Regions from separate parts of the Homo sapiens genome. Here region 2 is linked to region 1. A link is an interaction called in ENCODE POLR2A ChIA-PET data of the cell type or tissue named here. Cell type or tissue: Caco-2. All regions are shown on one strand. Region 1 has its middle 81 kb from the start of DHX35. Region 2 overlaps FAM83D (family with sequence similarity 83 member D).

Region 1 (4,000 bases):
ACTCCACAACCTCCTGCCTCCCGGGGCCACTGGTGAGCAGGTCTAAAACCTTAGACAAGAAGGGCTATGTGTCCTAAAATCCACATCTCCTCCAGATGAACACTTGAGGCTCCTTATCCCCATCTTACTTCATTTTACATTTTATTTTATTGCCAATCCTTGTGTCCTACCCCCACCCCCACAGGCAACACTTGCGATGCACATCTTGTTTGTACATATTTTTGCAATCGTATTGGTTTTGTGTGCATGTAGTTTTAGTCTCCGTGAACAGGACTATCACATCAGTTTCTTTTTTTTTTTCTTTCTTTTTTTTTTTTTTTTTTTGAGACAGACTCTCGCCCTGTCGCCAGGCTGGAGTGCAGTGGCACGATCTTGGCTCACTGCAACCTCAGCCTCCCAGGTTCAAGTGATTCTCCTGCCTCAGCCTCCCGCGTAGCTGGGACTACAGGTGCACACCACCACATCCAGCTAGTTTTTGTACTTTTAGTAGAGACAGGGTTTCACCATGTTGGCCAGGATGGTCTCAATCTCTTGACCTTGTGATTTGCCCACCTCGGCCTCCCAAAGTGCTGGGATTACAGCAGTTTCTTAATTCTTCCACTCAGCTATTTCTCAGGTCTGTGTTCTATGAACCTGCTCTGTACTGATCCACAGTGTCATCCAATACATTGTCCCTGCACACCTCCCAGGGATGGACATTAGTCCCCACCCCATCCATCACACCAGTAAGCATCCTTACATGTGTCTCCTAAGGACCCGGGTGAGAATTTTGTTGGGAACACACCCCCAGAAGCAGAGTTTCTGGGCTGTGGGGCAGGAACACACATGAGTAGTCCCAGGTGGCTCTCCAGGACTGCCGTACCAGCTGCGCACAGAGGCCGCCGCATCTCCATCCGCCACCTTTCCACTGTGTTGCTAATCTCATTGGTGCAGAGTGATGTCTAATTGTTGCTTTAGCTTGTGTTTTCCTGATGACTAACTTTGAATATCTCTTCAGTGGTTTGGTGGAGTGTTGGGTCTGCCCCTATACATTGCCTTCCATTCCCTGTGCCCATTTTTTTCTGCTGGAGTTGTCTTTTCACTGGTGATTTATAGGAGCTCCTTGTACATTCCTGACATTTAATCCTTTGTTTGGAATACCTTCCCCCAGCTCCCACACCTACAGGTAGGCCTTTTGCCAACCACTAAAGCAAATTAAGCATAATAAGAAATGAAGAGGCCGGGTGCGGTGGCTCACGCCTGTAATCCCAGCACTTTGGGAGGCCAAGGCGGGCGGATCACGAGGTCAGGAGATCAAGACCACGGTGAAACCCCATCTCTACTAAAAAATACAAAACATTAGGCAGGCACGGTGGCGGGTGCCTGTAGTCCCAGCTACTCAGGAGGCTGAGGCAGGAGAATGGCGTGAACCCGGGAGGCGGAGCTTGCAGTGAGCCCAGATCATGCCACTGCACTCCAGCCTGGGCAACAGAGCGAGACTCTGTCTCAAAAAAAAAAAAAAAAAAAGAAATGAAGAGAAGGGGGGCAAAGGAAGTAAAATAAAATGGGAAGTCAACTGTTGAGTTTTAAACTAATACACTAAAGTAGAAGATGAAAATCACAGAAAAGGCCAGACACAGTGGCTCACACCTGTAATCCCAGCACTTTGGGAGGCCGAGGTAGGTGGATCACTAGAGCTCAGGAGTTCGAGACCAGCCTGTGCAACATTAAGAAACCCCGTCTTTACTAGCTACCGGGGAGGCTGAGATGGGAGGATCACTTGAGCCCAGGAGGCCGAGGCAGCAGTGAGCCCATATTGCACCACTGCACTCCAGCCTGGGTGACAGAGCGAGACTCTGTATCAAAACAAAACAAAAAGAAACAAAAGAAGATCACAGAAGAAAATATTTATAGAACCACGACAACAAATGTCCAAAATAATAGTTAGACAAACAAGCAGAGTACAAAAAAGACCAAGACGTTAACATAAATGTCGAGGAAAAAATACTTTTGAAGAGCATTAAAAATAAACACGACTGCATTCTTTTTAAAACTTCGCAGTAAAAAGGAAAATAATGCAGAGGTCAGAGAGGTGGAGATTAAAGGGGTGAGGCATACCCATGAGGAAAAACAAAAAAACAACAGCAAAGGGAAAACACAGGGACAGCAGACACCAAGCAAACTGAAGACCGCACTTGAAAACAGAACAAGCCTAAAATGCGGGGAAGAAAAGCAACCAGAGAACGAGGCTAAAATAAACAGCCTGAGGGTGAGCTGGTAAGGCCTTATCAGCCAGCTCCTGCTCTCCTGGGGTCCAGGGCGATGTAGAGGCTGATGGCAGTGGTGGGGACGCAGAAAGGAACTCAGGCGACCTTTGGGTCCTATATGGGTCCGCCCATCAGGCTGAGGCCAGCAAAGAACCTGGCTAGGACGTTCATACTTGGAGCCACTGATGAGGCCATGGTCAAGAAGCCATGGGCAGTAGCCTGTGCTGGTCGTTCACCTGGCTATGGAGATCCTGGGGTATTAAATCCTGTGCCTGCACCACCCCTCCCTTGTGAACCTCCCAGCCTCCCTAGCCTGCTCATTGCCTTCAGGAGAACCCACAAGTGGGAGCGGTGGCCATGTGTGCCAGAGGGCCTGGGGGAACGCTGCGCTGGGAATCTCTTTGGCCGCACTTAAGCAGGCAAGGAGACGCCCTGTTCCAGCAAGTCCAATGCCACCCAAGAGTGCAAAAGGGAACACTGCCAGGATTCACCAGAGACGTCAACGTGTCATCCTTGCTTGCTGGAGGGAGCAATGACTGTGAGGACCCAGGGACAAGCCCTCTCCAGACCGTCTGCCACGCAAATTCCACCTGGTCATCCACAGTAGCCAGCTGTTTGTGCAATTATTTGATTGGCTATTTCCAGTTCCAATGACTCAGAAAAAAAGAAAAAAAAAAACAGATTAAACTGACAAGAAATCCAGAGTTCCATCATCCTGTTTCATCACAAATTAGAAGGCTGAGGAGAAAATTCAGATGAATCATTGGAGAGTGGAAAATACCTGATCTTATCTTGAGGTGAAAAAGGGATATGGGGCTGAGACTTGCCAACTCGAATTCTTCCAGGGGATAGAAATGTCCTCCAGCGGCGCCAAAGTTCACTTGAAACCCAGGTGGGTGCTTGGCAGTTCAGATCCACTTCCCAGAATGATGATCTTGGTGCTGATGCTGCCAGATGCCCTGCCCGGCCCACTCAGCCACAACCCAGTAGTTCCCAGACTTGAGGATTACATCAGTTTTTGTTTCATCATTTTGAATTGGTTTTTAATTGGGTGATAGATGAACGACTGTTGACATTTTATTTTTCCAAAGAAAACATTAAAAAATAAAACCACCATCTACTATCACCATTGTTTCCTAAAAGCATCTTAGCACCAAGAAAAGACTAAAGGATGGCCGGGCAAGGTGGCTCATGCCTGTAATCCCAGCACTTTGGGAGGCCAAAGCAGGCAGATCACTTGAGGTCAGGAGTTTGAGACCAGCCTGGCCAACACAATGAAACCCTGTCTCCACTGAAAATACAAAAATTAGCTGGGTGTGGTGGCAGGTGCCTGTAATCCCAGCTACTTGGGAGACTGAGGCAGGAGAATCGCTTGAACCCGGGAAGCGGAGGTTGCAGTGAGCCGAGATCATGCCACTGCACTCTAGCCTGGGTGACAGAGCAAGACTCTGACTCAAAAAATAAAAATAAAAAATAAAAAACACTAAAGGATGGTCTTTTATAGAGAATAAACTTAAGCTTTATAAAATGCTCATTACTACACATTCCTCATTTTTGCAAGACTCAGGAAAATTCATAGTGAGCTGACATTGATGCCTGCTGCCACAACCTGCCTGGGGAAGAATCCCAACCCCACAGATCTGTGTTCTGGGGAAACACGTAAGGGGAATTGGGCTGGGGTCTAAGCACACTTGTGAAGAAACAATTTATCAGCTTTCACTCAGACCTGACGCTCTGATCTCGAAGCTCTGATC
Region 2 (4,000 bases), 94 kb after region 1:
ATAGTACAGGTATCTTACCACATAAGGGTCACAAATTTGGTGATATCATACCTACCATTTGCATGTATTTAACTAGCCTTAACACATATATAACATTTATGTGTGTTACCATAAAAGTAAAAAGGCCAACTGTTTAACAAACACACTAAATGCTCAGCCTCAGAGGGTTTTTTTGTTTGTTTGTTTGTTTTGAGACGGGGTCTTGCTATGTTGCTCAGGCTGGTCTTGAACTCCTCGGCTCAGGCAGTCCTCCCACCTCATCCTTCCAAAGTGCTAGGATTACAGGTGTGAGCCACCTCACCTGGTCCTTGCCTCAGAGTTTTTAAAAACTGGAAAGGGGGCCAGGCGCGGTGGCTCATGACTGTAATCCCAGCACTTTGAGAGGATGAAGTGGGCAGATCCTTTGAGGTCAGGAGTTCAAGACCAACCTGGCCAACATGGTGAAACCCTGTCTCCAGTAAAAACACATAAAAAATTAGCCAGGCGTGGTGGTGCATGACTGTAATCCTAGCTACTCGGGAGGCTGAGGTGGGAGGATTGTTTGAACCCCGGAGGCAGAGGTTGCGGTAAGCTGAGGTCACACCACTGCACATTCCATGACTGGGCGAGATTCCATGACTGGGCGAGACTCCATCTCAAAAAATTAATTAAAAATAAAAAATAGGGCTTCTAAATATTTAGGCCAGCATCCCCATTTTAAAGGTAAGAAAACTATTTAGGCCAGCACCCCCATCTTAAAGGTAAGGAAACCAGATAAAGGGATTATCACAGAGGGGAGCTACTGCTGGACTCCAGATCAGACCCTAGGCCCTATGAATTGCTAATGCCCTGCTCCTTGCTACTGTTTGAGTGGCAACATCAGTGGCCTTCCTGCCCTCAAGCTTGTCCTTGTGGCTGCTGAAGTAGTCTTCCTCACTAACAGTGGAGGACCCACAGTCATGGGGCTGTGCTGCCATTTTCACAAAACACCATGGCTCAAAACATTTTAGAGCTGATTAGTGGCCATGTGCCCTTGCCTGTACGGTGTCCCTTCCCCGCCTCCCTCCTCTGCTAGCAGAACTCACACCCACCTGTACCCCAGAAAGCTTTCATTATCATACTCTCTCCAACCACAATAGGGGCAGGCATGTGGTCCACACTGGCCAGAGTATCCTATTCCCTTGGATGCAGGGATTCATTCAGGGTGGGCATGTGATCCCACCAGAGCCAAGTAAGTTTTCAGAGATTTCTTTTTTCTTTATCAAATGGATTCTGACAGAAGGGATTGATAGTAATTCTGAGTGAAAGAGTTTCACCCTTTGGGAGACAGCTACTAAAGGCCATATAAGAAAGCCAGGATCTGGCTGGGCACGGTGGCTCATGCCTATCATCCCAGCACTTTGGGAGGCCAAGGTGGCCGGATCACAAGGTCAGGAGATTGAGACCATCCCGGCTAACATAGTGAAACCCCATCTCTACTAAAAATACAAAAAAAAGTTAGCTGGGCGTGGTGGCGGGCGCCTGTAGTCCCAGCTACTCGGGAGGCTGAGGCAGGAGAATGACGTAAACGCAGGAGGCGGAACTTGGCAGTGAGCCGAGATCGTCCACTGCATTCCGGCCTGGGCAAGACTCTTTGTCTCAAAAACAAAAAATAAACAAAGCCAGGATCGTTGACTTCAAAGGGAGAGCCTGCCTAAGAACAAAAGTCAACTCGAAAACATCAGAACCAGGATATAGTGTTCTGATCAGCGTGTGGCTCCTACGTCAAGATGAACTGAAAACCAACTGTACCTTTCTATGCTTCCTTCCGGGTTCTTCGAGTCAGTACGTTTGAGAGTTAGCTGACACTTGCCATCACCCCACTAATGGTGGTATTTGTACCAGAAGTAGGTTTCAAACAGAGATCATAGAACACAGTCAACTCTGTCTCCTGTAACCAAGATATGGCTAATGCAAAGTCCCCCTGAAAACTGCCTTCAAAGCCTGAGAAGGAAGATTCTTTTGAAAGCCTTCAATGAGGCTGGGCCGGGCGCAGTGGCTCACACCTGTAACCCCAGCACTTTGGTAGGCCGAGGCCAGCGGATCACCTGAGGTCAGGAGTCTGAGACCATCCTGGCCAACGTGGCGAAACACCATCTCTACTAAAAATACAAAAATTAGCCAGTCATGGTGGCATGCCTGTAGTCCCAGCTACTCGGGAGGCTGAGGCACAGGAATCGCTTGAATCTGAGAGGCAGAAGTTGAAATGAGCTAAGATGGCGCCACTGCACTCCAGCCTGAGCAACAGAGCAAGACTCCATCACGAAAAAAAAAAAAAAGAAAGCCTTCAATGAGATAATGTAAATAAAGCACCTATCCAACACCAAGATTATAAAACCTCCTCAACAAATGGAAGCTATCATCGTCATCAATTTCATTTGGAGAGGGTAGTTTTTATATTTTAGAACAGCAAAAGTCCATTTGTAGCTAAGTTTGGTTAATATAGATAAATCCTACTTAGGTTAAAAACAAATTTTTTTAATAAACTTCTTACAAAAGGAAATTCCAAGAAAAAGAGTTCAATTTGTTTTTTCCCACAGCCTCTTTGGTGAAGAAAGTTCAAATTTTGTTCTGAGCAATGAGGGTACTGTTGAAAAAGAAAGGTGTCAAGATTTTCTTGATCTTACTGCCTCATTTTCCACAAGCCTTCACATTTCTACCTTTACCCAGGGCTGACACGTAATTATCACTCAGGGTTGTGTGTTTCTTCAAAAATGGGGTTTTCTTTTTAAAATTCTACAGACACACCTCATGCAAACCATCAGACAATCTACCGCAGAGGCGGCAGAACATACAACCATTGGAGCCACATATGTACAAATGGCACAAATTCTAGAGATTCATGTAAACCGCTCATTATCCCCACCCTCTCTTCAACCTTCCTGCTCTCTACCTTAAGATGCCATTGCCAATGTGACACTTCAAAGGTGGGTCAGAAACATAATCAGTATTTTCTAGACTAAAGCTCTAAATTACAAGGCTTGAAGCAACGTGGAGGATTTGAGTCTAAAGCTGACAGCTCTGGCTCTGCCTTCAACACTAATGGAGATGCCTGCAACTGCCCCTACCTTCAAGTGAGCAGGGCAAGCTGGGTCCAGATCCCTAAGGAACCAGGATTCCAGACTGTGTGTTGCTGTTAACCCCCAGTTCGTCCCCTGCAGACCTGGGCCAAGGCTTGAAATCTAGGACTTGCTGACTGTGTTGTCTCAATACAAGTTCAACTTCTGCATTTTAATCTATGGACTACAGGACAGGGGAAGTGACCCCCACCCAAACTGCCTCTAACAGGAGGCTTTGATAACCAGCTGCTATACACAGATGCACGCATATCAGAATGCATGGCCATACAGGCTCCCATTGAGAGGAAAAGGCTTTTACCTTTACATGACATGCTTCTTCTGAAGAGTTTAGATTAATAAGCCTTGGACGGGTTAGAGACTTACCTGTAGGAGCCTGTTGCCACGCGGATGCCATCAATCAACGTGAACTTTTCGTGAACCTTCCCAATAATCTTAGTTCCTGACCTTGCATAGTAGATATTTCCTGTGATAGTCCGAACTGTCATTAACTGTTGGCAGGGAGTGGGAGAAATATAAATGAACAATTCAGCAATACTCATCTGCTGAGCAAATGGTTAGGACAAAAAGCCTTAGTTTACAATTCCCAGATATAATTATTGGCATATGCGTGGCTTAGGGTCACCATTTAGTGACAGTATACATGGTACACTAGCCAGACAGTTCTCAAGCCTCAAGTGATGTTACTTCTACATTTGGTCCATCTTCTCATCTGTTCTTTTCTTATATTTACTTTTGAGACCCTTAGTTCATGCGTGTATGTGTTCTAAAAGAACACTCAACCTTTTTGGGATACTAAACAACAGAATCCAAGAAATGATTCTGAAGCAAAATGTGTGGGATAAAATCATCAAAGAAAACATGCTAGTAATAAAGAACATTTTAGCAAAGTCTGAAAGAAGGTA

Evidence for each region. Peaks named below come from ENCODE experiments on the same cell type or tissue, not always from the same donor. Only the 100,000 strongest peaks of a DNase experiment are listed, where the experiment ranks them.
Region 2: POLR2A ChIA-PET joins it to region 1 with 6 read pairs; 2 of 35 experiments call an interaction of 5 or more read pairs at or near these places.

The regions. Positions count from the first base shown.
Region 1 is chr20:39,041,557-39,045,556 of GRCh38, reverse strand. No RefSeq gene overlaps it. Among named protein-coding and RNA genes, the nearest start is that of DHX35, 81 kb to the right of the region's middle. RefSeq lists a silencer at 2,745-2,945. In Caco-2, no CTCF peak of the experiment used is centred here; a DNase peak (open chromatin) is centred at 2,456.
Region 2 is chr20:38,947,462-38,951,461 of GRCh38, reverse strand. It overlaps FAM83D (family with sequence similarity 83 member D), which reads right to left. Exons shown (of 4, transcript NM_030919.3): 3 at 3,462-3,586. Among named protein-coding and RNA genes, the nearest start is that of DHX35, 13 kb to the left of the region's middle. In Caco-2, no CTCF peak of the experiment used is centred here; no DNase peak of the experiment used is centred here.